Linked DNA regions of Mus musculus: region 2 is linked to region 1. Evidence: chromatin loops called from intact Hi-C (ENCODE). Cell type or tissue: heart. All regions are shown on one strand. Links, peaks and the distances in the headings refer to the core of each region. The heading gives the core; the rest is flanking DNA. Region 1 holds the start of Ddx46 (DEAD box helicase 46). Region 2 holds the start of B230219D22Rik (RIKEN cDNA B230219D22 gene).

Region 1 (15,979 bases), core at 8,474-10,973:
AGGTACTGCATGCATGTGGAATGCAAATGTACATGCAGGCAAAATACTTATATACATTAAAAAAAATAAGTAACTAATCTCTCCCCTTCACAATTGGTGTTTCTGAGTGATTTCTAGATAACGCTTCAGGTTTGAAAAGGCTACTCAGAGATGAAAAAGATATTCTTCAAAATAAAATTCCCCTAAGATCATCAGGTAATATATACCCCCCGCCGCCATTGAATTTGTTCTTTGTTCTGCCCAGGACAGCTTTCTGTGAGCACAATGAAGGCAGTCCTATTTTACTATAGAACAGCAAACAGCCCTAGCATGATTTATCTTTAGTTTTCTCAAGACAAGGATTCTCTGTGTAGCCTGGGCTGTCCTGGAACTTGCCCTGTAGACCAGGCTGGCCAGATTGCTATCTTAAGGTCACAGCAATGTAAGCTGACATTCACCAAAGGCTGTGTGAATGCATCTGTCCACAGACTCGTCATGTTCCCTCACTGATCTATCTGTGCTTCTCTACACAGGCACCTGACACTGTTCGAGACTGCAGCCTTGCCCTGTGTCCCTATGGGCGAGCACAGGAGTCCTCCTACCTTCTTTTCAGATAATGTCTTTTGTACTTCTAATGTGTAGTCACGAGTAGTATATAGGTGTGTGGCACTCATAGAATAAAATAAACAAGTTATGAGCTATGCAGGGAACAAGCCAAAGATTACAGCCTCATCATTCGTTCAAATAATAAAATCTCAGAGTCTTATTCTGGGAGCAGAAACTGGGAGGAAAAACACACCCTCGCCACACTCAGGGAGACACTGTCAAAAGGCCATTTGGTAAGACACTGGAGAGCTGGTCTTTACATGTACACACAGACAGTCAGACAGACAGACAGACAAACACACACACATACTTTTTTTTTGGTTTTTCAAGACAGGATTTTTCTGTATAGCCCTGGCTGTCCTGGAACTCACTCTGTAGACCAGGCTGGCCTTGAACCCAGAAATCCACCTGCCTCTGCCTCTCAAGTGCAAGGATTAAAGGAATGTGCCACCACTGCCTGGCACACACACCACATTCTAAAAGAGGAAACTGGTAGGTGGTGGTGCTGGGAGGTGGAGGCAGGTGGATCTTTGTGAGTTCAAGACCAACGTGGTCCACAGAGCAAATTCCAAGACAGCTATACAGAGAAACTCTGTCTCCCAAAAACAAAAACATTGATTAAACCTTTTTTCTAGACTAAAATATGACTTTTCTCCTTACCTCTTATTAATATATAGTACTGCACTAATTCTCCAATTTTCTAATGTTAAAATAATTTTCCTTTCTTGAAGTAAACTCAATTTGCTCTTTATGCTACTTACCTGCTTTTTGTTTTATTTTATATTTTATTTATATGAGTACACTGTAGCTGTGTGTGTATATACATATACATATCTACATATAGAGGGGGAGTGTGTGTGTGTGTTGTATTTCCCCTATGCCACCTTTGTCGGGTGCTTATTTGTTTTTGTTGGCTTTTTTTTTTCTTTTGAGACAAGGTTTCTCTGTGTAGCCCTTGCTGTATTCAGCTAGTTCTGTAGACAAGATTGGCCTGGACCACACAGACCCCCTCAGTGCTGGGATTGAAAGTGGGCACCACCAGACCCAGAATCAGGCGTATTCTTAACTCCTACCATCGTTATATATCACAAGTACAAACTGAAAACCCCTAATCTGAAAGGCAAACTCTGAAACTTTGTGTGTACACAACATCTCAAATAGGAAATTTCACATCCCACTGCACACACCAGGTTGCAGCCCCACACACACACTAAAAGCACAGTATAAAGCTACCTTCCGAGGGAGGGGTGGAGCCTGGTGGGAGGGCACTGTTCAGCCTGTGCATGGGACTGCATCAATCCCCAGCAGTGTAAAACCACACGGTACAGAAACCCTATTCCAGGGAGATATGCGTAAGATGTTCAGAAAAAATAAACTCTGGGGCTAGACACGGAGATCATTCCCAAGACCTCTCTCACTGCACACAGACATGTAACGGAACACAGAAGTCCCAAACTGAAGACACAAGTGAAGTTCAAGCCTTCTAGACAAGAAATATTCAACCAGTAGCAAGTTAAAAACAACAAAAACATCAACAACAACGAAGTCCATATAAATGAAGTTTTCTAAGAGAAATAGGCCAAAAGGAAGAAGAAAAAAATAAAAATGGTATTCAGCCTGAGAAAGAGGATCAGGGTCGTCAAGAGCACACGTTGCTGTTACGGAGACCCTCGGGCTCGGTTCCCAGCACCCACATCAGGGAGGATGACTCCTGGTGCAGAGATCTGATACCTTCTTCTGACCTCAGCACAAGGCACACACATGGTACGCGCGCGCAAACACACACACACACACACACACGCAGAACACTGCATACATAAAAAATTAAAATAATAAAAAATTTTGTAAGCTTTGAACGTACACGTACTTCAGAAAAGAAATCAAATGGCCAATAAAGATGCAAAAATATCCACCTTCACTAGCAATCAGAGAAATGCACATGAAAGCCACAGGAAGCCCTCAGGAAGCCAACAGTCATCTCTTGAATACTTCTCTCCATAATAAAATTTTTTCCAATTCTCAAAATAAAAAAATCTACAATATAATCGCATATCTAACCAACTGGCAGAAACACAAAAGTCTAGCAATTTTAGACACTGGGATGGCATGGACCAAGAGAATTTTCTCACGCTGTGGTAGGGTAGAAGGGCAAACTCTTCAGAAAGGAACCTGCGGCCATCACCAAGTTAAAGCAGAGCTGTGTCTATGGCCACAGTCTCCCTTCTAGACGTAATGCCTAGGAATGCTCACGCACAGATATGCTATGGCACTCAAAAAGCCATAAGCCATGGATATATCTCAGGAAGAAAGCACCTGCCTATAACATAAAGCACAAGATTTTGGGTTTGATGACAACATTACAGAAAAAAGAAATGAGAAAAAAAAAGCTGAGGGCCCTCAAAGTCTAGCTGCATACAAGTCCATTCAATGGCATAGTAAGCTATGTATAGTATGCAGAACACTATTCAACAACAAAACTGAACCAGCCCAGGCAAACCTCAACACTGAGCGAAGACTACAGGATTCCAGTCACGTGCAGCTAAAACACAAAGTACTCTAAGGGGCGCACACAGGTGGGAGGCAGTAAGGAAAAGCTCCACAGTGGCTTCCCCAGGGGAGAGAGCTAACAGTGAAGCTCGCTCAGGAGGCAGAGGGAGCTTGTGAGGGAGCCAGCACCGCACAGCAAGAGCCCCTCAAACAATAAAAGGTAAGTCAGGCGAATGGGGTATGAATTTGAAGTAAGTATAAAATGGATGGCCACATCCCCACAAGCAAGGTCAAGAGAGAAAACGGGCTAAAGACAGCTCCTGGTGAAAGCATCAATCACTGTTCCAGGAGTGGTGATCCACCTGCCTCTGCCTCCTAAATGCTAGGATCCAGGATTATCTTTTAATTTCAAGAAACCTCAACAGTATTACACTGGCCTTGGTAAAATAAAAGTACAACTTACAAAGTCAAACAAACAACCCTGGAGAGATGCCAACACTGGATAAAACAGGAAACAGGTGAGCGTCAACATAGCACACTTGTGGTTTCAGTAAGCAGTGTTACCGGGTGGTAGGAGACTGGAGAGCAAGCCCGCTGACCTGACAAGAGGCTTTCAGCCACGTGTTAACCAGCATCACAAGAAACATACACACTAACTCTCACAAGCCAAGGCCACACTTCCCCAAACAGCAATTCAACAGGCGCACAACGAATGTTAAGAAGCTACTGTTGAGCCGGGCGTGGTGGCGCATGCCTTTAATCCCAGCACTCAGGAGGCAGAGGCAGGGGGATTTCTGAGTTCGAGGCCAGCCTGGTCTACAAAGTGAGTTCCAGGACAGCCAGGGCTATACAGAGAAACCCTGTCTACAAAAAAAAAAAAAAAAGCTATTGTTGGGCTGCACAGCTTACTCAATGGTTAAATCACTACTGCTCTGGCAAAGGAGTTCAGTTCCCAGCACCCCCAGCAGGTGGCGCACACCACCACAAAAGATGCTTACAAAGTTCTGACCGTTAATAACATGCATTAAATAAGGTACAGTGTAGAGTATAAAACCAATAGAGCCGGGTGTGGTGCCCCACACCTTTAATCCCAGCACTCGGGAGGCAGAGGTAGGCGGATTTCTGAGTTCGAGGCCAGCCCGGTCTACAAAGCCAAGGCTATCCAGAGAAACTATCTCGAAAAAAACCAACCAAAAAAAAAAAAAAAAAAAAAAAAAACCAAAAAACCAAAAACAAAACCCAATAGAATCTGCCAGTGTCTAAGTGAATAAGATTCTTGTACCTCCAGCTCCTGGGGATCTGAGGCCTCCTGCTTCCACTGGCACCTATGCGCCTGTACACACCTACACAGGCATGCATAAATCAATAAAAAGAAATCTTTAAAAAGTTGTCAACCAATATCTAACTATCAGAAAAAAGAATCTCAAAGAAAAAAAAAACAAAACTGAGGCCAAGGATGGAGCTGAATACAGAGGGCTTACCTCAAATGGTGACCAGCATGCCTGAGACAATAGTCACTGCCCCACAAAAGATGATAACAGAAGTTCTGACCGTTAATAAATAAGAAATAAGGGTTCAGTGTGGAGTGTAAAAACAATAGAATCTGCTATTCTCAACTGAAACATAAGCCCCACAGCCTAATAAACACTCTGCCAACACTTCCCAGCGAGCGTCAAAGCCTGTAGCAGCAGGCGCAGTCTGAGGACGGCGTTACCTGTTCTCAGTCTTCTTGGTTTTGCTGCCAGGACTGGAGGACCGGGACCGCCTGCCCCGGCTTCGACTCCTTGAGCGCCTTCTATCTCTGCTCCGAGATCTTCTCCGCTCTCGGCTTCTGTCTCGCTCTCTACTTCTGGAGCGCCTGACGGGAAGAGTTTTCTTTTATTTTGTGGCCAAAGAGAATTACTGCAGACCGTGACTGTCCCAACCCGAAAAGGCCTTACAATTATGATCACTGCTGAGGCCTTACAGAGCCTCACTTAGCTACCAAATCAGCCAAACAGGAAACAAGGGACGCCAGTTCCCACGAGAATCGAGGGAAATGGGAGGACACTAGTTCCCATAGTGACCTTAGCTAACACAGCAGGCTGTAACAGATACTTTAAATTTCAGGCAGTCTCCAGCTAGAGCTGCAGCTCAGCCCTGGTCACTGGCTGAGCTAATCAAACTCCTAATCTCAGCAAGGGGGAAGTGTTGCCGAGGGGAGGCCTGGGCCTTCATAAGGACACAGACAGACCTGGCTCAAAGATCAGAATCTTAAGACTAAGAGGTGACACTTCTCCCCTAGAGCTGCTAGTTACCACGTGACAGAGGGCAGACCCCCAACTCCCTGGATCCCAAGTTCCTCAACTAGACAATATGAAGAATTCACTATATAATCTCCAGTCTTGTTTCTGTTGTTGTTTTGAGTCTCACTGACTTGAACACAAGGGATCCACCTGCCTCTGACTTCCTAGCATTGGGATTAGAAACATGTGTAACCACACCCAGCCTCAAAATCCATGACCTAAAATTTGCAATTTTATTCTCACATAAAGTCAGAGATAAGCATATGGGGGGGGGGGGTGCGCACAGAGGCAGGATGGAGCTCTGTGAGTTCCAGGCCAGCCTAGTCTACAAATCAAGTTTCAGGACAGCCAGGGCTACACAGAGAAACCAGGGAGGGGGGTAGGGGGGGGGACTGGGGGGAGGGGACCGTGAATGTTACTTATTGAGTAACTGATTTACTTAACAAGCGCTTGACAGAACTGTGAGAGCTGTCTGAGGGACACATGACAGGAAGGTGAGCAAGCCTACACTCTAAACTGTCATGGGTAACTGCTTCTCTGGAGTGCCAGGTCCTAAGACCACAGCATTCTCACCTTCCAACATCCTAAGAAGACAAAGTCCTAGTTTAACACTGTCATGCGTTCTGTTTTTAAAGACATTTTCATGGAGAAAAGCTGTAACTATTGACATTGGTGTGAATAAATATGTAAGTAAATAGAAAATAGAAAAGTGGAGTGGTTTTCAGTTTAAATCTAAGAACAGTCATTAAATTAGCTTAAAACAGCAAGGAGAGCCCACAGAAACTCTGCCCTGTTTCTTCCCAGTGTCTGCTTTAGTGGCCACTCTTCACACAAGGGTCAGCCCTCTTGGGCAGAATCAAATAAAATCTGCACGAGCAGAGCATATTATCTTACTTTTATCTCTCTCAGGGACTTCAAGGTTCTCTCTGGATTACAGAAAACACAATCTAAAGTTTCCAAGCTTAAAGATACCGTTTAAGACTCTCTTTATAGACAAGTCCTGTGCTTAATCAAACAATGGTTAAAAAAAAAAATAGCAGGAGGCCCACAAACGGGCCACTAATTTCCAAACTAGAACACAGCTTTGGAGAAGCCCAATTTATCCGGGAAGGCCCAGTATCACTGGTTCTGCAGAACTGGACGTCTTACCTCAGGCGCTTCCTGTCCCTTGACCGAGATCTTCTCTTGTCCCTACTCCGAGACCTCTCTCTCCTCCGGTCTCTGTCTCTGCTCCGAGAGCGTCTGTCATCCCCACGTTTGCTTCTTTTGTCAGAGGGTGAGCGACTCCTCGATCGACTTCCAGAACGACCTCGAGATGCTGAGCGTTTTCGGTAGTGGCTACAACAGTATCAAATCCAAGATCAAACTTAGCATCTGTATAGTCCTGACTGTCCTGGAACTCACTCTGTAGACCAGAGTGGCCTTAAACTCAGAAATCCACCTGCCTCTGCCTCCCGAGTGCTAGGATTAAAGGCATGCGTCACCACTGCCCGGCTGTCTATTTCTATGTTTAAAAAAAACTCACAGAAAAGATACAGCCAAGATGAAGTGACATTTTAGAAACCACAGAAGGAAACATAAGCAGGAGCCATGCAGACAGGCAGGGGCCCTTCCAGGCGAAAGGCACATGGGCAAACTCATGGGAAGGAGTCCAGACCGGCACATGAAGGAAAAGTGGCAAGAAGACAGTTACACAAACTAGTCAGTGGGCCAGGGGTGGGGGCCATGCCTCAATCCCAGCACTCAGGAGACAGAAGCAAGCGCATCTCTGAGATCACAGCAGTCTAGTCTACACAGTGAGACTCTGTTTCAAAGAAAAGATGAGAGAAGTGGAAAGAGAAGAGGAGAGAAGTGGGGAGGGGAGGGGAGGGGAGGGGAGGGGAGGGGAGGGGGGGAGGAAAGGAGAGAAGAACTCAAGAGAGCACCACGAGACAAGATCAGAGAAATAGCAAAATACTTAGATATGGAGAACCTCACCGGGTCTTACAATGACTGTCTTTTACTCCGAGTAAGATAAAAAGCTATAGGGCCACATATGGCAGCAGCCCCCTGTAGTGTTATTAAGGTGTCTAAGCTACTGAGGAAAGATCACTATGTCAATCAGGCTAAGATCAGTATGTTCTCATCTCTAAATAAATATTTTAATTAATTTATGTGTATATGTATATGTATATACCTGAGGACAAATGTGTGTGTGTGTGTGTGTGTGTGTGTGCGCGCGCGCGCACTCGTGGAACTGGAGTTACAGACAGCTGTGAGCCACGTGGATGCTAGGAATTGAACCTGGATCCTCTGGAGCAAACCCAGGGCTTTGAACCACTGAGCCACCTCTCCAGCCCCATGAGTAAATATTCTTACAATAAATAACAAAAAAGGAAAAAGTTACCGGAAGATGTTTAAGCATGACTATTTTTAAAGTTATCACTCAAGAATCAGGTATGCAATGCCAGCACTCAGGGGTGGAGGCAGTGCCTCTGGCAGTTGGAAGCGCAGCTTGTATCTATAAAAACGAAAGTATTGTCTTGTTGCTGAGCACAGAACAGATCAAACGGAGGAGGCAACAGGAGGAGAGAAACCATGAGACTGAAGCAAGCATCCGGCTTCAGAGAAGCCCCGCTTAGGTCAGAATAGCGAGAGTAGATGCTGAGAAATACCAAGATCTCCAGTGGAGATAAAACATAGAAGCCCAAAACACTAGCACTGACTCATCTTAATTATGAATTAAATACCAAGTATGAGGGCAAGAGAGAAGGGCTGGGTGTCTCCACATGGGACCAGAATAAGCAGGAAAGGGAGGCTGTGCTGAGGGGAGAGGCCATGGTCGTCCAGCCCATGTTCCGAATGTGTGAGGCCCTGACATCAGCTCATAGCAGCCTTCCTCGCCATCACTGAAGGCTGCCATTACTAGGAATCAACAATCCATTCGCTTTCTGAGCCTTCTCAGGATCTACCTAGAAAGCTCCAGATGAGCGGAAGCCAGGCACCACAGGAAGTCAACTGTACGCAGGTAAATGGGTGAAAAGGACCTTCTGCGAAAGGTCTGGGGAGTCTGAATTTCCTCTTGAAAGTAACAGGATCCAACAGATACTAAGTCAAAAAATGGCAAGGTCTTATTGTTATTTTGATTCCAGCAATACAAATATAATAATTATAACAGCAAGATCAAGAAAGGTAATTCAGGCCGGGTGTGGTGGCGCACGCCTTTAATCCCAGCACTCAGGAGGCAGAGGCAGGCAGATTTCTGAATTCGAGGCCAGCCTAGTCTACAAAGTAAGTTCCAGAACAGCCAGGGCTATACAGAGAAACCCTGTCTCGGACCCCCCACCCCCCCAAAAAAAGAACCATGGTCACTGGCAATACACCCTTTATACGGAAGATGCTACAGGTTTTTTTGGTTTGCAAAAATTTCAAGCTGCTCCACTCACACTTGGCTTGTTTCCCTGAACCTAAGTTTTAACCCAGTACGCCAAGTTTTCATTCTCCCTACACAGTGAACCACAGTACCTTTCAGACTGGCTACATACATACCAGTCATCTCATCTTTCAAGATGATGATTATAATAATAGTAGTAGTAGTAATAATATCATCATCATCTACCTCAAGGTCCTAATCCGTTATTAAAACCTAAAGTTTTGAAGACACCGTAAGGTGCCCGCGTGAAAGGTTTCACAAAGAAGCAGGCAACATAGTAACAAAATGTATCCGCGGAATAAATGGCCATGGAACAGGTGTTTTTGTTGTAACCCAATAAAAGCCGGTCCTGCACATATAGCAGGTGCGTAAAAAAGGCCTGCATACGCTCCTTCTAAATGACTTAGGCAGAGAGGCCCACGTGCGCACGAAAGTAACCCAGAGTGGAGGCAAACAATGTTGTGAAGACGAAGAGGAACGGGAGTGAACCGGCTCTGGGTTGACCCGGGGGATGAGGCGGGAGGCTCCGTGATGGGCGGGGTGGGGTCAGGGGGACTGTTCCCGCTCAGGGCTCGACCGGTGGTCGCAAGCTCACGGCAATCGGCTGCCCTGCATGCCAGCTGCGCCTCGTCACAGCCCGGGTGACCGGGTCCTCAGCAGCCACACGCGCGGCCACCCGCACTCTACCCGCAGCGCCGCTCCCTCCACCCGCTCGCTCCCCTCCGAGCCCAAGAAGCCGCTCGCCCGCGGACTCACCGAGACTCCCGGCCCATGCTGCCGGCCAGCAGAAGGCCTGCGCCCTCGGGGACGATGCGCAGGCCTATGAAGAGGACAAAGGAGGGAGGCAGCAAGCTCTCACGGTACCGAGCGAGGACCGGTCCTACGAAATGGACAGAGCTCCAGCAGTGACCGCCATCAGAGCGTGGCCAACGAAAACAGGATGTGCTGGTGCCGGGGTGCGGAAGGAAGGAGCGGGCGGAAGGAAGCGGCTGCTTCTCCAGAGCGCCACCAACCGACTGGAGGCCGCGCGGCGCGGGCTGCGCCGGCAGCAACAACTTACTTTTCTAGCGCAACCCGCAGCCCTTTTTGGCGCTATGGAGTGTGCCATCAGCCAGGTCAGCCTTGCAAAGGGTCTTCGCTGCAGACCACCGAGGAACCTAATGCAGCCTGCGGCTCTCCCAGGGAGTGTGTCTGTTTGCCTTAATCTGCATTAACTAATGCTCCTGTCTCCTTATATGCTCCGTACTGAGTCACTTATGTGTATGCCAGATCCTGACAACTAATAGTAGTGATGTGTCTTCGACACAAGGAGCATCATACTGAAGAGGAAAGACTCTTCAATATGAGATGTGAAGACTTAGAATCTACAGAACAGAGATAAACTGCACTAAGGATTATAATAGTTCTTAACACTGGGAAGCTTTCGGGGCAGGGGGGAATACATGATCCGTTCAACCGCTCAGGAAATGGGGCCCAAAGGCACCAGACAAAAAGCACGGGCCTCCCTCTTGCTCTGGCTCTTTGTCTGGATCACTCCATTTCTGCTTATTATCTTTATATTCACATTTTGACCTGTCCTTTAAGTGTTTTACTTACCGAACTTACCCCTATACTGGAACAAAGAAGCCCTCCCAAAGGATTTCCTATGCCTACAAACACCTCAAATGACCAATCAGATTAAAGACAACCTGGCCTTGGTAGAACAAAGCAAAGCAAGAGCAAATAGATTCCCTACCTACAGAGGTCCTCCAAGACTGCAAAAGACTAACTTCATGACTGCAAAAAATGGAGGCGTCTATGCCTTCCTAGGAAAAGGATGTTTTCATGAAAACCAATTAGGCCTAATAAAGGGAACCACTGAGCAACTATTTTAAAACAAACTCAAAACCAGAAAAGGAACAGACAATGCATTCTAGAAGAACACCTGGATGCCTGGGGCCATGCATCACACCATTGGCAGGTGCGGTCATTGGTTTTTGGTTGGCTGGTTGGTTGGTTGGTTGGTTGGTTTTCTGAGACAGGGTTTCTCTGTGTAGCCCTGGCTGTCCTGGAACTCACTCTGTAGACCAGGCTGGCCTCGAACTCAGAAATCCATCTGCCTCTGCCTCCCAAGTGCTGGGATTAAAGTCATGCGTCACTACTGCCTGGCCTATTTTTGTTTGTTTGTTTGTTTGTTTTCTTTGTTTATTGAGACAGGCTTTCTCTGTGTAGCCCTGGCTGTCCTGGAACTCACTCTGTAGACCAGAATTTTGGTTTCTTTTTTTTTTTTTTTTTTTTTCTTTTTTTCAAGACAGGGTTTCTCTGTAGCCCTGGCTATCCTGGAACTCACTCTGTAGACCAGGTTGGCCTCGAACTCAAAAATCCACCTGCCTCTGCCTCCCAAGTGCTGGGATTAAAAGTGTGTGCCACCACTGCCCAGCCAAATTTAACATTTCTGTTCGAGTTTGGTTTTAAAAGATACTCTGCATAGCTAAAAAGATTTCTCAGAGGTAAAGAGCCCTTGTTGCTCCTGCGGAAGATCTGGGTTCGATTCCCATTACAGACACGGTGGTTCAGAACCATTCATAACTCTAATTCCAGGGGCTCCAATGCTCTCTTCTTACCTCCCTAAGCACCAAGCACACATATGGTATAAATACATACAGGCAGGCAAAACACACAAGATAAAATGAATAAATCTAATAGGAACAATCTTAAAAGACATGTAGCTCAATGTCAGACCACCAAGCTGGTGTGCACAAGGCCTGAGTTTGGTTGCAGCACAGAAAGTCAAGGCAAAAGACAAAGACACACTTGTGAGAATGTACAAGAGAAAATTCCCAACTATGACTGTGACTAGAGAAGCACATTTTTGGTAGAGCTGGAGAGGCAGGTACACAGTTAAGAGCAATTGCTGTCTGCTCTTGCAGAGGACTTTTGATTCAGTTCCCAGTCCCCACAGGGCCGCTCGCAACTGTTTACAACTCCAGGGGATTCATCTGACTCCCTCTTCAGGCCTCTGCAAGTACCAGACATGCACAAGGTACACAGGCAAACATGCAGGCAGGACACGCAGACACATCAAATAAAACTAAATCTAAACAAAAAAGAGATGAATACAAGATGCATAGAATATAAACCTTTAAAAAAATGCATAGGGCTGGAGAGATGGCTTAGTGGGTAAGAGCACTGACTGCTCTTCCGAAGGTTCTGAGTTCAAATCCCAGCAACCACATGGTGGCTCACAACCATCTGTAATGAGATCTGATGCCCTCTTCTGGGGTATCTGAAGACAGATAGTGTACTTACCTATAATAAATAAATAAATCTTTAAAAAATAACGTATAAATACTTGGGTAACTGCCCACCCCTCAAACGTCAGCGTTAGTGCTAGGCAGGCATCCTGTCTCCAAGCTCCACTACGGCCCACGGGTACAAACTGTAACCACGTCTCCCTTTAAATATGTACGTGTACATCGACTCAAGAAACGATACATCTAGCTACCTCTTTCAGGCTTTGTGTTCAAATTTTTAAAAATAAAATGTACAGACTTCTATTAGTCAATCTAATTCCATTCGCTTTTATTTTGAGGATGGTTTCATTTCTCAGGAAGGAATGACAGAAATACAAAGTGCAGTCTTTTAGGCAGGCTGAGACCTGTCTATCTAGTCGCCTAAAAGGACTAGCCTGGGCCTACAAGAGGGATTACAAATCTCAGACATTAGAGGAAAAGTGGAAGATTGGACTTCTAATTAAACAAGAGAAATCGTTAGTGCTGTTCGTTAACCTAGTTGGTTACTCAGACCAGTACTGATACAAAGTCAACCCTTTTAAATCAGGGAAACGATTACATTGGATTTCTGTAAAGCCAAAGATTTTGATGAAGGTATAAACCAAGTTGCCCCTTTTAGAGACTCTGCAGTGTAAAAGAGAAGTTGTTGTCATTTGTAAACTTCTAAGTTCCTCGGGTTTCAGGGTACTTCAGGACCCCAGTAATCAAGCAGTTCATGACAGAAAATGAAGGTGAAGAAGTAGACGCAGAGGTCCGTGAAGACCTCGCCCATCTTGCTGTAGGTGTCCATGGACCGGTTGATCACCTCAGCGGGAATCCCAGACAGCAACAGCGCAGCTGTCAGCACCGTCGTCTTCACCTTCTTCTCGCCCTGTACAGATGAAAGGGAAGTTAATCGTTTGCTCTCAGCAGACTACGCCTGCGCTCTACAGACAGGACAGATGCCGTCTCTCCTCAGTTGTCAAAACTGCTAATGAACTGTCAGAACAATAACATGACAACACTTACTGGGCACAATAGGTAAATCCGAGGATTATTAGGCAATAGGAGACATCAGGATGCCCAGCAAAATTGTTTTATAACTATGTCATTTTGCCTAGCCAAGATGCAGCACATCTTTAATCCCAGCACTTGGGAGGTAGAAACAGGCAGATCTCTGTGAGTTCAAAGCCAGTCTGGGATCATAGTGAGTTCTAGGACAGCCAGGGCCCTGTAGAAAGTCCCTAATTAATTAACTGTGTCATTTTGGAAACAAGACATAGTAACAACTTTTGAGATACACAATGACAACAGGGTAAAAAAAATGAGAAAAAATAAAACTGGATATGAGGCTATGAATGAAATGATAGTGTGTAACATAGGGATCCAAATGGCACAGAGACTGCACTGGTGTCTTATGTAAACAAAGCACAGGGAAGGGATCTGGCAGTTCTGATGTCCAGTATATCACCACATACAGAAACATATAGGGAAGGGTTTCAGAGGAGAGAGAAAAGAAGCTTTCAGAGATGAGTAGCGTCCTGTCAGAGCAGCAGAGAATGATATCATATGCTGAGTCTCACATATGAGATCCCACATATGTGATATCCCACATATATCTCATATGAGATCCCACACTGGCTTCAAGTTTGCTACACGTCGAAGACTTACTGACCCTTCTACCTCCCCTTCCCAATGGCTGGATTCATAGGCTCTAAGCACGATGCTCAGATCCACAAGATGCTAGGTTCAGATTCAGAGCCTCACTCCTGCTAGAGTGCTATCCCCTGACACTAGGCTTTTTTTCTTTTAAGTTTTCAAGACAGGGTTTCTCTGTATAGTCCTGGCTGTCCTGGAACTCAAAGATCTGCGTGCCTCTCGGCCTTGGAGTACTGGGATTAAAGGTGTGCGCCACCACCACTAGTCTTGTTTTTGTAAAATTATCTTTAGTTTATGTGTATGGGTGTTAGCCTACATGTATGTTCACATACCACATGCATGCCTGGTGCCTGCAGAACCAGAAGAGGCCATCAGATGCCCTGGCACTGGTGTGATAGAAGCTTAACCACTGAGTTGTCTCTCCAGCCTCAGATTCAGTTTTTTTTTTTTTGTTTTGTTTTGTTTTTTTAAGGTTTATTTATTATTATTATATATAAGTACACTGTAGGTGTCTTCAGACACACCAAAAGAGGGTGTCAGATCTCAATACAGATGGTTGTGAGCCACCATGTGGTTGCTGGGATTTGAACTCAGGACCTTCGGAAGAACAGTCAGTGCTCTTACCCGCTGAGCTATCTCTCCAGCCCCCAGATTCAGTTTTTTAATGGAATTCAAAGGTGATCTCTAAAATTTATTTATTTAGTATCACTAAATAGCTACTGGTAACTCAGCAACTTTAAATATATAAAAAGCTATATAGTTAACCAAGAGCAATGAAAGCTTATGTCCACATAAAGACTCATACTAGGATATTCTTGCCGGATGCGGGTGGCATATTCCTTTAATAACAGCACTTGGGAGGCAAAGGCAGGGGAATTTCTAGGTTCTAGGCTAGCCTGGTCTGTAGAGTAAGTTCTAGGACAACTAGGACTACACAAAGAAACTGTATCAAAACAACCAAATAAACAAGATTCCCTATCAACAGGGTTCCTGGCTAACATGGAACTCCTTCTGTAGACCAGGCTGGCCTCAAACTCAAAGATCCACCTGCTTGTGGCTCTCAACTGTTAGGATTAAAACATGGACCACCACCACCTGGCAAATAAATAAACTTAAAAAAAGAGAAGAGGGCTGGAGAGATGGCTCAGTGGTTAAGAGCACTGACTGCTCTTCCAGAGGTCCTGAGTTCAATTCCCAGCAACCACATGGTGGCTCACAACCATCTGTAATGGGATCTGATGCCCTCTTCTGGTGTGTCTGAAAACAGCTACGGTGTACTCATATATATGAAATAAATCTTTAAAAAAAAAAAAGAGAGAAGGAAGATCTACTGCAGTTGTGGATGGTAGAGTGAGAGCTGAAGAAACCATATGTAGATGTTTCTTCAAGAAAAACAAGAGACTTGGACTATGAAAGCTCACTTTGGGTTAGATATTCCTCACTTGGGGCTTCGAGGGGAGAAAATACAGGTTCACAGGCTGATGAGGTTAATAGGTTTTGATTTCTTTTGTTTTGTTTTTTTTCCTTTTTTGTGTGTGTGCTGAGGGTTGGACACAGCACCATGCTCTGTGTCCTCTCCTTCTGAGTACATGTTCAGCCCTGGGCACAAGCAACTGTCATCGTGCCAGGAGAGGACATCAGGCTCTCTGGAGCTAGGATTATAGGTACTTGTAAGCCGCCAGTGTGCCTACTGGGACTGAATCAGGTCCTCTACAAGAGCAGTAAAGGCTCATAAACACTGGGCTATCTCTGTAACCCCGGGCTGGACAGCATGTTACTGTTTGTCTGTCTGTCTGTCTGTCTGTCTGTCTGTATGTCTGTATTTATTCTCCTGTAGCACTAACTCAGATCAGTGTAACTGTTTCCCTTAAGGTTTGTTTGGTTTTTTTTTTTTTTTAGTTTTTTTTCAATTAAAAATTATTTATTTGTATTTTTTAATTCTGTGTATCTGTGTAGGCATGCATACATGAGTGCAGGTACCCACAGTGGCCAAAGAAGTTAGGTCCCACTGTAGCTGTAGCTGGAGTTACAGGTAACTGTTAACCCCCTGACGTGGGAGCTAGGCATCGAACTTGGGTCCTCTAGAGCAGAATGTATTCTTAAGCACCGAGGCACCTTCCCAGCCTTTAAGTTCTTACAGTGAGTCAGCCGCCATCAAGGCGGCTCAGCAGGCAAGAGCCTGCTTATAAGCTTGACAACTGAGTTTGATCCCTCAAAGCCAAGGCATGAGAAAACCATCCGGAAAGTTGTCCTCTGACTGCCACAAAGGCAGGTCCACACTCTCGTATCCTACACATACA
Region 2 (15,979 bases), core at 6,581-9,080, 58 kb before region 1:
GAACAATAGTAATAAATGTTTTTAAATATAATACTTTGAAACTCACTAAGTATATGAAAGACAAAACAGAATGATTATAGTTACATGCAGACTTTCAAGGGTTCTCTTTCCCATATATTAACTATAATGTGTGGGTTTTAAGTCTGAGTTGTTTGTAGTGTTTGCTGCCTATACTCTTTGTTTTTGTTTTTGTTTTTGTTTTTGAGACAGGGTTTCTCTGTGTAGCCCTGGCTGTCCTGGAACTCACTTTGTAGGACCAGGCTGGCCTCGAACTCAGAAATCCGCCTGCCTCTGCCTCCCAAGTGCTGGGATTAAAGGCGTGCGCTACCACGCCCGGCGCTGCCTATACTCTTAGGCAATTGAAAAACACACATCCTGTAACTATAATCTCTGCAAGGCAGATACTAAACAACGCTTTAGTATTAATGATCAACTAATGTCATGCGAATCAATAAATAAGAAGCTGTGTTTTAAGTTCCAAAGCATCCAGACAGCTGCGTCTTATTTCAGAGTTCTAAACTCACACAGCCATCCCTCTGATCTGCTCACTAGTTGCTGTTCTGCCCCTTCAGTTACAATGCCTCACAATGGATTACTCACAAATAAAAGTTAACTTGGGCAGCTGCTTAGCATGGGAGGAGTCCACTTAGAACAGCACAAAGGGAAAACAAAAATGACTTAGCTGCTGAGGGTTGTGAGTGAACTGTGTACAATACAGACACAATGTACTACTCCTGCCCAAAGTGCATCTCTCAATTGTGGCAACTTCTAAGCCAAAAAGAAAGAAAAAGAAGTGCAGGGTGAGGGAGAGCCAACAGAAACAGCACTGGGGAGTCCACGTGGTAAGAGCATGTCAAATTAAAACAAGACGCTTTGGGGTAACTAACAACCTGCTCCTAACGCCTGCTCTCCTGCCTCGCTCACTCGCTGGGCGGCTTGACTTCACCACTCGTTTCCTGAAGCCCGTGCACCACTCTACTATGCATCATAGGGTAAGGAAAGGCAGCAGTGCCACAGCCATAGCCAAGATCTGCAAGGCGGGACAGAGCTTTAATGCTACCTGGAGGTCTCCCTGGGCTGACTTTGTATCCTGCAGCTTTGGTTGTACCCAAAGGTCTGCCTGGACTTGTTTTAAATCCAGCTGCTTTGGTAGTTCCCAGGGGTCTGCCTGTGCTGGTCCGGTATCCTGCTGACTTGGTAGTTCCCGAAGGCCGGCCTCGCTTACCAGATCGATTGAGGTTTTTCTTTTTCTTTAGTTCATCTTTTATCTCTATGTTTCTGCCACTGGTAGGCTGCAAGTGTGTTTCATTTAATGGGTCTTGCCTCTGACAAACCATTGGTTTGTGGCTGACTGTGTGGCTGTACTTGTTTTGCTGGGAGGAATACAGATCGAACTGATCAGCAGCTCTCATGGCATCTTCATTGAGGCAGGAAGGCTTGCCAGGCCCACAGAACGCTGGATTACTGCCGGCAACGGGGTGCATCATTTTCTACCAAAAACAGAGACAAATGCGTATGAATACCTATCTGTATGATAGCATGCAATGGGAAAACCATCTTTTAACAACTATGTAGACTACCTAAAATTAGGGCAATAGGGTAGACTCCAAAGCATACTGTTCCACGACAGCGACAGCCTCCCTACTCCCACCCAACTACAGCACTCCTTACTTTAGGACAGAGGCCCAGAAGAGTCAATTAGAATATTTACTCTCCCTTCCCCTACAAGTTTATAAAACCAGTAGCAGACCCAGGAGTTCCCAGGTGGACTGGAGTTCTAGGGATGAGGCTTTTATATGTTGTGCCCCATGCTGGGTAGCTTGTTCAGTGATGAGTTACCTACCTATACAGCTGTAAGTAACCTAACTGGCTGGTTCACTAAGCCAGCCTTGTCTAGAATTCTTTGATTTGCTGGTGCCTGACCTAGAATGCATAGTGTTGTCCATGCCTTCCCCAAAAAGTCACACCACAAACAGCATCAAAGAGTCATGTTTTTCTCAGTTATAGGTAGAACAACTGTCACATAAGGTCACTCAACTAGAGGATGAAACGAAGGCTCAGCAGAAGACCTGCTGCTCTTGCAATGGACCACAGTTCAGGTTCCAGCACCTACATGGTGGTTCACACCCTCAGTAATAATTCCAGTTCCAGGGGGCTGACATCCTCTTCTGATCTCCTTGGACACCAAGCATGCCCATGGTAAACATACATACATGTAGGCAAAACAGTCATACAATTATTTTTTAAAAATCTAAATTCTTGAGGGCTGGAGAGTTGGCTCAGTGGTTAAGAGCACTGACTGCTCTCCCAGAGGTCCTGATTTCAATTCCCAGCAACCACATGGTGGCTCATAACCATCTGTAGTGGGATCTGATGCCCTCTTCTGGTGTGTCAGAAGAAAGCTACCGTGTACTCATGTACAAACAATAAATCTTTAAAAAAAATCTAAATTCTTCTGAAAACAGAACTCAAAACACTAACTTAATACCTATAATATTCTGATTAAGGCTGATGCAAGTAGAAAATGAATATTTTGTAGGCTTTTTTTCCTTTTACATTATTAAACCCTACAAAGATAAAATCTAAAACAAGGGCCAAAAAGATGTCACAGCAAGTAAAGCCCCTTGCCACCAAACCTGACATATAAAATCAATTCCCATGACCAGAAAGGTAGGAAAATCTACTCAAGTTGTTCACTGATATCCACATACTTGCACAACATACATACATACACACACACAAACACAGAAATAAATGTTAAAAAATTTTCAACACAAATAAAACCCCAGAACTCGTATAAAAATGGTTGTCCTTGTATAACCTTGGCATGCCTCCTGGGTACATTCTCACTTGTGTGCTCTTAACCCTATCAGTTTCCACAAGGGGGACACCTAGTCATTATGGTAATGAATAATTTATACAGAATCCTTAGTGTGAGTTACACTTTTCAAAACCAGATAGCGTCAAGCAAGGAACACAATGTCTTGGCCCAGCACACAGATGGCCTCTATCTAAACAAAAGGCAGTATCAGCACAGAGGCTAACCGAAAGCTCTGATCAGCTAAAATAGATGAGCACAGTCAAGACCTGAACATCAAAAATATGGGCATCGTCTGACAGTGGGGGCACACGCCTTTAATCCCAGCACTTGGGAGGCAGAGGCAGGTGGATTTCTGAGTTCGAGGCCAGCCTGGTCTACAGAGTGAGTTCCAGGACAGCCAGGGCTAACGCAGAGAAACCATCTCAAAAACAAAAATATGGGTAACAATCAAATACCATTTCTTCCCAAGACATATACTTAATGTCAAACAGGTCATCTGCTTTACAGAGCTCTGAACAAGTCCAAAGTCACTGTTTTGTCTGTGATTTTTTTTCTTTCTATACAAGTCTGCACCACATGTGCAACAAGTTTTCAGGCTGAAATACTACACTAAGGCAAGAAAGACAAGGCCGTGAATGTGCATATGAAGGTCCCGCCTGAAATGGCATCCTCCACACACATAGAGCTGCACTCCTCCCGGAGCAGAGACTAAGGCACTTGGCTCCTGACAGCACAGGAAAGAGGTCTCATACTGCAGAGCACATGGTACTCAGCTCAGTTTCTGCTGAGAATCAACAGAATTGTTGCCCAGGTAGTTTAAGGTTTCAATTATGAAGTAAAAAATACATTGAGAAGCTATCTGTGTATGATCAGAGCAACACAGACTTGAAATTATAAAACTAGTCAAAGAAAAACAAAAATATTAAAAGGAATAATTTTTACTCACTTCTCAAAGATATAAGACCTAACTATCAATACTTACTTCACTAGCTCCCATTCTAATTTCAGGAAACAAATAAGAGTTGGCACATGCCTTTAATCCCAGCAAAGAGGCAAAGCAATTGGATCTGTTTCTAGCCAGCCGGGTCTACAGGGGTTCCAGGAGAGCCAGAGAAACCCTGTCTTGGAAAACAAACAAGCAACAACAGAAAAAAGAAAAGAAAAGAAAAGAAAAGAAAAGAAAAGAAAAGAAAAGAAAAGAAAAGAAAAGAAAAGAAAAGAGAAATCCCCAAGGTAAGTTTTAAACATATTGGCCTAAAGTTGTTCTCTGAGCATTCTATCTATATCAGCCACTTTGCACGGAATCCTCAGAGTATGTTTTGTTAAAGAAACAGCCGGGCGTGGTGGCACACGCCTTTAATCCCAGCACTTGGGAGGCAGAGGCAGGTGGATCTCTGAGTTCGAGGCCAGCCTGGTCTACAAAGTGAGTTCCAGGACAGCCAGGGCTATACGGAGAAACCCTGTCTCGAAAAACCAAAAAAAAAAAAAAAAAAAAAAAAAAAAGAAAGAAAGAGGAACAGGAGCTGGAGACTGGCTCAGCAGTTAACAGTGCTGGATGCACTATCCTAAGGACTAGGATATCAGCACCTACCCTACTGACCAGTTTTGCCTAAGCACACAGCTCACTGATAGGAGTGGTCAGGAAGATCAATGGTGCTTGAGATTCCAACTTAGCTGAGAAAAAAAGCTACAGGTTCAGGGAGAGACCCTTGCCTCAAAAGGACAGGTAGAGCCTTGCTGTGGTGACTCATTTTTAATCCCAGAACTCAGGAGGCAGAGGCAGGTGATCTCTATGAGTTCAAGGCCAGCCTAGTCTACAGAGCTAATTCCAGGACAGCCAGGGCTACACAAAGAAAACCTGACGGGGGGGGGGGGGGGGGGGGGGGGGGGGGCCAGACAAGGGGAGGGAAAGACAGAGAGACTGACAGAGGGCACTCAATACCCTGGCCACTGCCCACTGCATCAACACAAATAGTCACACACACACACACACACACACACACACACACACACACACACACACAAGGCTGTTTTTCCTTTCTTTAAAGAAATGGGAATTGACTTCAAGCAACCTGACAGGACACTCATTAGGAGATTACAAAGCAAATAGGAATTCAGATAATCTGAAAAGAGAGCCAACAATTGGTGTTGGCATGGCATAGTCATGGCAGCCAGGCATGTCTTCTCTACACTGAGCAGCCAGGCATGTCTTCTCTACACTGAGGCTGTTTAACAGAACCCCACTGGATGTAATAGTGCTTTTCCCCAAGTTTATGACAACCAAAATTTTCTCTAGATATTGCAAGCAAATTCCAGAACAGCCAGGGCCTCAAAAAACAAAACAAACAAACAAACACAAACCCTTGGCGCTGGCTCAGGTTTGGATCTCCAGCATACACAAAACTGTCAAGTACAGCGCCCTGTGTCTGTAGCCCCAGGAGGGAGGTAGCAGAGTCCTATAAGGCACTGGTCAGCTGTGACACTGAGAGCTCCAGGATCAAGCTCAGTAGGAGACTTTATCTCAAAAACCAAGATGGAGTGCAGCAACCAAGGCAGACGCCTGGCACTGACTTAGGCAATACGAATGCACACACATGTGCACACACAGATGTGCAAGAATGCCTGCAAATCTTATCTGGGAAAGCTGAATCAGAGAATCCAGAGGCATAGCGAGCCCTGAGCTTCATAGAAAGCAAAAAATGAGGTAGTAAGGTGGGAGTTCTTTCTCTTACACACGGGACTTCCAGATATAGAAAAAAATATTCTTTTTAAAAAGCTTACTTATATACATATGCGTACTCCATTTGCATGTATGTCTGCATGATAAAAGAGGGCATCAGATCCCATTATTTAGATGGTTGTGAGCCACAATGTGATTTCTGGGAATTGAACTCAGGACCTCTGGAAGACCGACTAGTGCTCTTAACCACTGAGCCATCTCTCCAGCCCAGAAAAAATATTCTTACAACCTATTTCGGCACTATAAAGTCCGTTGTGTATAAAACCACCACATATATTTACATGCATGATAAATTTCAGCATTTGGCTAACACATTAGCATTAATGCCTACCTCTTTCCACTCTAAGACCTACCTGCTGATAATTCTTTGGTTTGCTTTTGGGGATTTTTAATTTTTGAGGTTTGTCTTCATAACAATCCTCCTGCCTCACCAAGAAAGTAATGGGTGTAAAGGTGTTAACCAACATGCTTGGTCAGCTATTACCTTATGTTTTAAATTATGCTTGTCTACATGAGAACAAATGAGTGTGAGTCCCCCCGGGGTGCAACACATGGAGTTACATTTGGTTCCCAGTGCACCGTAGTGCAGGGAGCCAAACCCTACTTCTCTTCAAGCCTGGTACACGCTCTTAACTGCTTTTTTTCCCAGCTATTCTTGGATTCTTTCCATGCAAAGTTCACTAAAATGATGCAGGTTACATTTGAGAAAAGTGGGCGGAGGAATTTCTCTTAAGACGTGGGTGGAACATAAGCTAGGAGTTAACAGAACAAATCGTGTTGCAAAGCAAAGGCTACAGTTGGTTTTGTTTTGTTTGTGGTACTAGGGGTGGACCCCAATGCCTTGCACACATCAAACAAACGAAGAAGCATCTTTTAAAATGGTGCACCGGTAAGTTTAAGGAAGCCAGCGAGGAGTTTCACTGTGACTAAATTAGTAGTTTTGAAGGTCTGCTGCGACCTGCTTTCCCTTAAGTTTTACTGTGGGTGTTTAATCCTGCCGTCTTCCAATGAAACAATCACATTTCTTTCTTTTTTTTTTTTTACCTTGAATGTGGCAGACATTGCTCCCAAAAAAACTATTTTTAGTAAATTCACAAGGCACCTTTAAGCTTTGTAAATATAGCAAAGCTTCAAAGGCCCACACGCCGTTCTCCTCCAAGGATCAAATATCCCACAACCCTCGGTGTTTTGTTACTATCTAGCTAACTACTGTATATAATCACATATGATTTTATAATTCTAAACAAGTGTGGGAGGCCGTGTCAACCACTGAGGATGCTGCTCCGCTCCCGCCTCCCGAGAAGTTTACACAACATAAATAACGGTCTCCTTTGTCTTCTCTGCGCTCCTTAGCCGTGCCCCACGGCGCTTCCCCAAGTCAGCATCCTAACGGGACCCCGAGGCGTTCCCCGCCGCGCTCTCGGGATGCGGGGACGACCGCAGCTCCAGGGCGAGACTGCGGCCCCGCGCCCACCCTGCAGCCCTGGCTGCGCGGCCCGCGCCGTGACTTCCGCTTGCCGCGAGGCCGGCGGGCGCCCGGGCGGAAGTACCGCGGGGAAGGAGGCCGCCCCGGAGGAAGGAGGCGCCCGCGCTCGCCGCCGCATCCCGCATCCCGCTCGCCGGGCCCCGCGCCAGCCGCCGCCCCGCGCCCTACCTCGGCCGCTCGGAGCCCGGCCCTCAGAGCGCCCAGGGGCCGCCCATAGGCAGGAAAGCTCCCGCCCGTTCCGTTCACTCCGGCCGCGCCCGCTCCGGGCGGCCCTGTCCAGTCACGGCAGAGGGCCGGCGGCGGCGGCGGCGAAGGCCACGCCAGCGCCCGACTCCCTGGAGCCCTCACCGCGGGGCCCCGGACGCGGGAGGAAGAAGCCGCCACAGCCCCGGAATGTGAGCGCCGCCTGCGCAGGCGCAGGCACGCCTAAGTATCGCGAGACTCTTCGCGCGGCCCGCGAACGGAGTGCGCAGGCGCGCGCGAAGCGGACGGTCCCTGTGCGGAGCTCCAGTCCCGCCAAGATGAGCGAGCGGATGGTCGGCTCGGTGACTTCCCAGAATGCAGGGTCACTCCGTGACGCAGGCATCGTTTGAAGCCCGCTGCAGTTGTCCAGAAGCCGTTTACACAGCTGTTTGAAAACGATGTTTGCTCATGCCTGTCTGCAGCCCTTAAGACTCATTCATTGTCTGGGGGCTGGAGAGATGGCTCAGTGGTTAGGAGCACAGACTGCTCTTCCAGAGGTCCTGAGTTCAAGTCCCAGCAACCACATGGTGGCTCACAACCATCTGTAAAGGGATCTGATTGCCCTCTTCTGGTGTGTCTGAGAGCTACAGTGTACTCATATACATAAAATGAGTTTGGAGTCAACCTGGGCTACAGAGCATGAACAAACAAAAATAAACCAGCAGAAATGTTAGGCACGGCAATATGAGTAGGCACACGGGTGACTCATCATGGTCAGGGTTCACAGCAGAGGTACCAGTAAAGCTTGCTTCTTTCCTGCAGCTAGCATCTCAGGGGTAAGGTGGAGCTCCCAGCCTTACCTCAGTCTTTGAGAATTTTCTAGCCATGGTACTTACTATCCTTGGGCTTCAAGTTAGCTCATCTCCAGGCAGCAGAAGTATTCCCAAATAAATCTAAAAGAAATGTTGAAAATCCTTAGTCATCATGGAAATGCAAATAAAAATGATTCTGAAATCCCACAATGGCTAAATAAATAAATAACCAACTCAAAACTGGGCAGTGGTGGCGCACGCCTTTAATCCCAGCACTTGGGAGGCAAAAGTAGGCGGATTTCTGAGTTTGAGGCCAGCCTGGTCTACAGAGTGAGTTCCAGGACAGCCTGCCTTGAAACCCTCCCCAAACAAACAAACAAACAAACAAAAAGACTCAGTGTCTGCCCTTTAGTTTCTTAAGGGTGGGTAGGGCAGGACTGCCCATATCCAAACATGAGAATATTCAGATGGTGATGGTGTTAGGGCTCTCAGATGTAAGATGTGTAATAATTAAGGTATTTTATGTGGGGTGCCCTGTAGTATTTAGTTTTTTTTTTTTTTTTAATCCCTGACATCTCTACAATGTGCCATATCCTTTATCCTAAAAGGCGGAACCACTAGCCTAATTCCATTTGGCGGTATTTCCTTCTGAGTCGCTTGGTTGTAGAATTATCCTGGATTCAGAGTTCTTACTATAAGCCCGGAACATGAAATTGATAGTATTGGGCTGGAGTTATGGCTCAGTGGTTAAGAGCACTGACTGTTCTTCCAGAGGTCCTGAGTTCAATTCCCAGCAACCACATGGTGGCTCACAACCATCTGTAATGAGATCTGATGCCCTCTTCTGGTGTGTCAGTGACAGTACACTTACATACAGGAAATAAATAAATAAATCTTGAAAGAAAGAAAGAAAGAAAGAAAGAAAGAAAGAAAGAAAGAAGGAAATTGACAGTCTTCTGTCTCTAAATAGACTTCTGAGGGAAAACCAAAACCTCCCCAGCAGGAGGCAACAATAACCCTAGATTCCCCATGGTACCCAAGGAGCAAACAGCCCCTCTCTTCAAAGGTACTAAAGCGGGCATTAACAACATAGTTTTGCTATTATTGTTTTTTTTTTAATGGAAAAAAAAAACCCACAAATCCCAGAGCTGCCAAGGAGACTCCTGTCTGATAGAGAGAACCACTGGCAGCTGCTCCAATGGGCCTTACTTCGGCCACAACTTAAGAGGAGCCAGCCTAAAGCTTGGAGCTGGCAGCCCAGAAGCAGCTTAGCAGGTGGCTACACTGTAGCAGCTAGACTGCAGAAATCTGGGAGTCAGAGAGCTGAGAGGTGAGCCTGGAAGTCCACCTTCCTGCTCATAAAAAGGAGGGCACTCAATTGCTAGCTCTGGCTGCTGAGCTGTGACATTGAGGGTACTGATGTGTCCATTTTTTGAGCTTTAACTAGAGGCTGGAAACTAGGCCCCTGGCACTTAAAAGATTTATTTATTTCATTTATGAGTACACTGTAGCTGTCTTCAGGCACACCAGAAGAGGGCATCAGATCCCATTACAGATAGTTGTGAATGTCCATGTGGTTGCTGGGAATTGAACTCAGGACCTCTGGAAGAGCAAGCAGCCAGTGCTCTTAACTATTGAGCCATCTTTCTAGCTTTTACAAGCTGCTCTTAGGAGGGTCCTGGCACTGCATTTAGAGTTACTGGCTCAAGCCAGTTTCTTTTTGAATAGAGCTAAAGGACCTTCAGCTCCGGCTGAAGCTTGGAGGTGATCTCTATGCCATGCTTCATTGTGTTTGTCTTAGTCAGGGTTTCTTTTGTTTGTTTGTTTGTGGGTTTTTTTTTTTGGTTTTGTTTTTTGGTTTTTTTGTTGTTGTTTTTATTTGTTTTGTTTTATGAGACAGGGTTTCTCTGTATAGCCCTGGCTGTCTGGAACTCACTTTGTAGACCAGGCTGGCCTCGAACTCAGAAGTCCACCTGCCTCTGCCTCCAGAGTGCCGCCACCAAGCCCGGCTTTCGTCAGGGTTTCTATTCCTGCACAAACATTATGACCAAGAAGCAGTTGGGGAAGAAAGGATTTATTCAGCTTACACTTCCACATTGCTGTTCATCACCAAAGGAAGTCAGGACTAGAACTCAAGCAGGTCAGGAAGCAGGAGCTGATGCAGAGGCCATGGAGGGATGTTACTTACTGGCTTGGTCAGCCTGCTCTCTTATTTTGTCCCCCACCCCCCGCCCAGAGCTGAGGACCGAACCCAGGGCCTTGGGGTTGCTAGGCAAGGGCTCTAGCGCTGAGCTAAATCCTCAACCCCTCAGCCTGCTCTCTTATAGGACCCAAGACTACCAGCCCAGAGATGGTCCCACCCACAAGGGGTCTCTCTTCCTTGATCACTATTTGAGAAAATGCCCCACAGCTGGATCTCATGGAGGCATTTCCCCAACTGAAGCTCCTTATTCTGTAATAACTCCAGCTTGTGTCAAGTTGACACAAAACTAGCCAGTATAGTGTTTGTGCTGGCCTGGGGCTTGGAGACTTGTCTATCAAAGTGATTCAGCCAAGGTCTGCCACGCTGCACCATATCAGTACCATCTCCAGTAAAACTGGAGACAGATTAGCCGCAGGACAGTGATCTGCCGACTTGACCTCCAGTAAAAACTCTGAACAAAAGCCAGACTTGGTGGAACATGTCTTTAATCACAGCACTGGGGAGGCAGAGGCAGGAGGATCTCTATGAATTCAACAGTCTGGTCTACACAGCCAGTTATAGGACAGCCAGGACTACAAAGAACAGTGGTTCACAAGCTTCCTATTGCTATGACCCTTTAATATAGCTCTCCAAGTTGTGGTGACCCCAACCATAAAATTATTTTGTTGATACTTCATAACTGAAATTTTGCTAGTGTCATGAAACCCTAAAATGTTTTGGAGATAGAGGATCTCCCGAGTCTCCACCCACAGGTTGGGAACAGTTGACAGTGTTGTGCCAGGGAAATGTTAGTGATCCCCCAAAACACACACAAAAGCTGATCTGATGTAGCTCATAGCAGGATCTCTATTCTATTCGTGCTAGCTTGGGCCCACCCAACACACCACCATCACACAGGATGGTTTTGGGGGGGGAGCCCCGAATGTCTATGGGGCAAGGCTTTAGAGTAAGCATAGAGTGCATGCACGAGCATCTAATTGGAAAGCTCCTGTGCCCTTTAACACAATTGGCTGGTGCTGGGAGTCATAGCATTTGTTTTTTTTTTTTTTTAGATTTATTTGTTTTATGTATGTGAGTACACTGTAGCTATACAGATGGTTGCGAGCCTTCATGTGGTTGCTGGGAATTTGAATTTTTTTAGGACCTCTGCTCGCTCTGGTCAACCCCTCTCACTCCAGGTGGCCCTGCTCACCCTGTCAACTCCAATCGCTCAGTCCCTGCTTGCTCCAGCCCAAAGATTTATTTAATTATTTATTTAATTATTTTTTATTTTTTTTTTGAGACAGGGTTTCTCTGTATAGCCCTGGCTGTCCTGGAACTCACTCTGTAGACCAGGCTGGCCTCAAACTCAGAAATCTGCCTGCCTCTACCTCCCAAGTGCTGGGATTAAAGGCGTGCGCCACCACGCCCGGCTTTATTTATTATTATATAGAAGTACACTATAGCTGACTTCAGACACACCAGGAGAGGGCATCAGATCTCATTACAGGCAGTTGTGAGCCACCATGTGGTTGTTGGGATTTGAACTCTGGACCTTCGGAAGAGCAGTCAGTGCTCTTACCCACTGAGCCATCTCACTAGCCTGGGAGTCATATCATAAACTTAACTTCTGCTCCTCTCTGCATTGGTGATCGTTAGGCAGGGGGTGGGCTTGTAACCTGGGGTGCAGGTTTGTTGGGGAAATAACCTGGAGACACTGGTCTTGTTGATGGTGTAACCTGGAAACTCTGGTCTTGTTGGGTATTAGCCTAGAGACTAGAGTTAGGCTTGGGTTTTGTTGGAGGGCAACTTGGAAACTAATACTAGCTACCAGCCTGCTAGTTTACCTGAGTTCAAAATTAGGTCAACTTCTCTAAAATGGAGTCTGAACTTGAAAGATTTGGTATCTCAACAGAGCAGCTTAGTCTCAAACAAAAGCAAACTGAGTAGACATCTGGGAAAGTGACTGTTTAGCAGGAAAGCAATTATAGATCTCCAACTCAGCCTGAGGAGAGGCTGCGCTTGGCTCCTTGTTCTCTGAGAAACCACACGCATGCAGCCTTCAATGGTCTCTGGAGAGCACTGCTCTCAATAGGACTGAAGGCTTGTCTTAGGGAATCCTAACTTCCAATGATGTCAGACACAAAGGCAGACTCATAGGAGGTATGTAGTGTGGTTTATTTTGTGTCCCTGGCCCTTTAAAAGACCCCCAGTTGCTAAGCAACTGGCCCATTAGAACTGCTTGACCCTATGACCTTCAGTGCCAGTTGCCTCTTGGACTTCTGGGAACAGGAGAGGATATAAAAAGCAGGCAGAAGCCAAGAGAGGGGAGTAGGGTTAGCGAAGACAGTCGGTGCAAAAAAAAAAAAGAGAGAGAGAGACTGAGCAGAGTGAAAACAGGAGAGTGTTGGGCAGAAGCTGAGTTGTGCCAGAGACGATATTGTTAGGAGACAGTGAGTGGAAGGTGGACTGGGCTGGCAGAGTGAGAAGAGTGAGAGCCAAGCCAGGAGAAGCTTAGCTGAGTAGACATGCTAGAATAGTTGTGGTGGTGGTAAATATTAATTGGGAGTTTCTACCTCATCCTAAGGAAGAGACACAGAACATATTTATGATAAGCCCGACAAGCACTAGGCCTGAGCAGACACCAACCCTCTATGTTACTTTGTCGGCTTCCCTGTCAACTGCCCCAAGATATAACTCGCCATGCTCCGCCTGGGCTGCTCCTATTCCAACTGGCCAACCACCCCTCGTGGCCATCTGCTCACCACCCAACCACCCCATGGCACCTTCCTCCTTCCCTTCCTCCCTCTCTCCTCCTCCATCTCAGACCCCAAGCTGGGGAACCAAAGCCCCACCTACCTCTCTTGTGCCCAGCTACAGGCTGTAGGCATCTTCTTTCAACCAATAGTTTTAAATTGAGAAGCAAAGTTTGCACAACAAGTGTGAGAATTCACTCTTTTTGAGCTGCAAGTATTGGGGAAACAGAAGGGACTGTTCCTATTTGAGCAGACTGCTGAGGAACTGAGGGACAACCAGTCAGGAGAAACATTTGAAGGGCTGGGCTAGAAACTGGGAGGAGGGCTGACAAGGAGTTAAGAGAACTGGTTACTGTTTGTAAGAAAAAGAGACATTAAAAAAAAATTAGCCGCCGCCGGGTGTGGTGGCGCATGCCTTTAATCCCAGCACTAGGGAGGCAGAGGCAAGTGGATTTCTGAGTTCGAGGCCAGACTGGTCTACAAAGTGAGTTCTAGGACAGCCAGAGCTATACAGAGAAACCCTGTCTCGAAAAAACAATAAATAAATAAATAATAAAAAATAAAAACCGGGGCTGGTGAGATGGCTCAGTGGGTAAGAGCACCCAACTGCTCTTCCGAAGGTCTGGAGTTCAAATCCCAGCAACCATATGGTGGCTCACAACCATCTGTAACAAGATCTGACGCCCTCTTCTGGAATGTCTGAAGACAGCTACAGTGTACTTACATATAATAAATAAATCTTTAAAAAAAAAAAATAAATAAAAACCAAGCTGGGCAGTGGTGGCACACACCTTTAATCCCAGCACTTGGGAGGCAGAGGCAGGCAGATTTCTGAGTTTGCGGCCAGCCTGGTCTCCAGAGTGAGTTCCAGGACAGCCAGGGCTACACAGAAAAACCCTGTCTCGAAAAACAAAACAAAACAAACAAACAAACAAACAAAAAATAACCCCAAAACCCCCATACATTACAACTTCACCACAAAGAATTTAGGGAAAGTGCCAGAACCTGTAAGATAGAAAGTGATAGATTTTAAGAGACAGCAAGGTCTAACATCTAATTTCAGATTTCTTTTTTCTCTGTGCATGTAAGTAGAGGGCTGAGGACAAAGCAGGCGCTGGTCCTCACTGCCGATTACCTCATTTCCTCAGTCTCTTATTGGCTAAGCAGGCCAGGCTGGCTGGCTAGCAAGCCCCAAGGGACCACCTATCTCTGCTTCCTCAGCACCGGAATCACGAATGTGCTCCACATTTCTGACTCAGTGTCTTAGCCAGGTGTGCTATGGCTAGGAAGAAAACTGCGACCATGTTGACTCTCACAAAAGCATTTGAGAGCTGAGCGCTGTGGCACACACCTTTAGTCCCAGCATCCAGGAGGCTGAGCGAGATAGATATATCTCAGGCAGTCTGAGGCCAGCCGGTCTACATAGAGAGTTCCAGGACAGTCAGGGCTACATAGTAAATCCCTGTCTTGCGGGATGGGGAGAAGCATTTCATTGGGGCTGACATACAGTTTCTGAGATTTGGTCCATTATCACAATGTCGGGAGGCATGGCAGCAAGCTGGCAGACACGGTGCTGGCAGATGTACCTGAGTTCTACATCCAGATCCACAGGCAGCAGCAGGAAGAGCAAGCCACTAAGCCTGGCCTGGGCTCTTGAAAGCCCCAAACCTAGTGCCAATCCCTCTAACAAGGCAGCACCTCCTAATGTCACTCCCTAAGCCATTGAAAAATGTGAGTCTATGAGGCTATTCTTTTTTTGTTGCTTTTTTTTTTTAAGATTTTATTCATTTTAGTGTTCTATCTACACATACACCTCTAAGAAAAGGGCGTCAGACCCCATTTTAGATGATGAGCCACCACATGGTTGCTGGGACCTGAACTCACAACCTTTGGAAGAGCAACCAGAGCTCTTAACTTCTGAGCCATCTCTCCAGCTTGTTGTTTTCATTCTTTTTTTGTTTAGTTTTTTTTTTTTTTTTTTTTTTTTTTCTTCTAAGACAGGGTTTCTCTGTATAGCCCTGGCTGTCCTGGAACTCTCTGTAGACCAGGCTGGCCTTGAACTCAGAAATCCGCCTGCCTCTGCCTCCCAAGTGCTGGGATTAAAGGCATGCGCCACCACTGCCCGGCCATCCTGACCATTCTTAACCCCCTGTTGAGATCATTCCAGGAAAGTCTGCTACAGAAAGGAACAAGGCAGGACTGAAGCTGGTGTGGTTAGGGTTTCTAAAGGAACAGGAACGACAGAAATACACGCGTGGGAGGGATTTATTATACTGTGTATTAGGGTTTCTAGAGTCACAGAACTTATGGGTAGTCTCTATATAGTAAGGGATATATTGATGACTTATAGTCTGCAGCCCAACTCCCAATAATGGTCAGCAGCAGCTGTGAATGGAAGTCCAAGGATCTAGCAGTTGCTCAGTCTCACATGGCAAGCAGGCGAAGGAGAGAGAGGGAGAGGGGGAGAGGGAGAGTGAGACTCCCTTCTTCCAATGTCCTTATATAGTCTCCAGCAGAAGGTGTAGCCCAGATTAAAGGTGTGTACTACCACATCTTTAATCCCAGGTGACCTTGAACTCAGAGATTTCCCAGTCTTTGTTTGTTTTGTCTTTCGAGCCAGGGTTTCTCTGTATAGCCCTGGCTGTCCTGGAACTCACTTTGTAGACCAGGCTGGCCTCAAACTCAGACATTTGCCTGCCTCTGCCTCCCAAGTGTGCCACCATGCCCGGCTGAGATTTCCCTGTCTTAATCTTCTGGAATCCATAGCCACAATGCCTCAAGATCTCCATACCAAGATCCAGGTCAGAAACTTGTATGCCCCAACCTCCAGATTAGGGTCACTGGTGAGCCTTCCAATTCTGGATTATAGTTCATTCCAGATATAGTCAAGTTGACAACCAGGAATAGCCACTACACCCCGCTTTAACCAACACTGGCTGAGATGTACAATGGCTGTCTGCATGCTGGAATGGCTGAGCACCCGAGGGGCTGGTCGGACC

The links. A loop is a pair of places that touch in the nucleus more often than their neighbours do. Peaks named below come from ENCODE experiments on the same cell type or tissue, not always from the same donor. Only the 100,000 strongest peaks of a DNase experiment are listed, where the experiment ranks them.
Region 2: a loop joins it to region 1, with 3 times the contacts of the local background. A loop is called at or near these places in 3 of 42 quality-filtered maps.

The regions. Positions count from the first base shown.
Region 1 is chr13:55,628,742-55,644,720 of GRCm38, reverse strand. It overlaps Ddx46 (DEAD box helicase 46), which reads right to left and starts at 9,722. Exons shown (of 23, transcript NM_001282055.1): 1 at 9,526-9,722; 2 at 6,507-6,695; 3 at 4,787-4,930. The coding sequence starts at 9,542. It overlaps Caml (calcium modulating ligand), which reads right to left. Exons shown (of 4, transcript NM_007596.2): 4 at 12,305-12,912. The coding sequence ends at 12,721. In heart, for the core only: no CTCF peak of the experiment used is centred there; a DNase peak (open chromatin) is centred at 9,700; H3K4me3 peaks cover 1,789 bases; H3K27ac peaks cover 1,134 bases.
Region 2 is chr13:55,684,584-55,700,562 of GRCm38, reverse strand. B230219D22Rik (RIKEN cDNA B230219D22 gene) reads right to left here and starts at 7,439. Exons shown (of 2, transcript NM_181278.2): 1 at 7,216-7,439; 2 at 1-1,490. The coding sequence starts at 1,487. The coding sequence ends at 921. In heart, for the core only: a CTCF peak has its summit at 7,856 (motif pointing left); a DNase peak (open chromatin) is centred at 7,492; H3K4me3 peaks cover 1,398 bases; H3K27ac peaks cover 1,545 bases.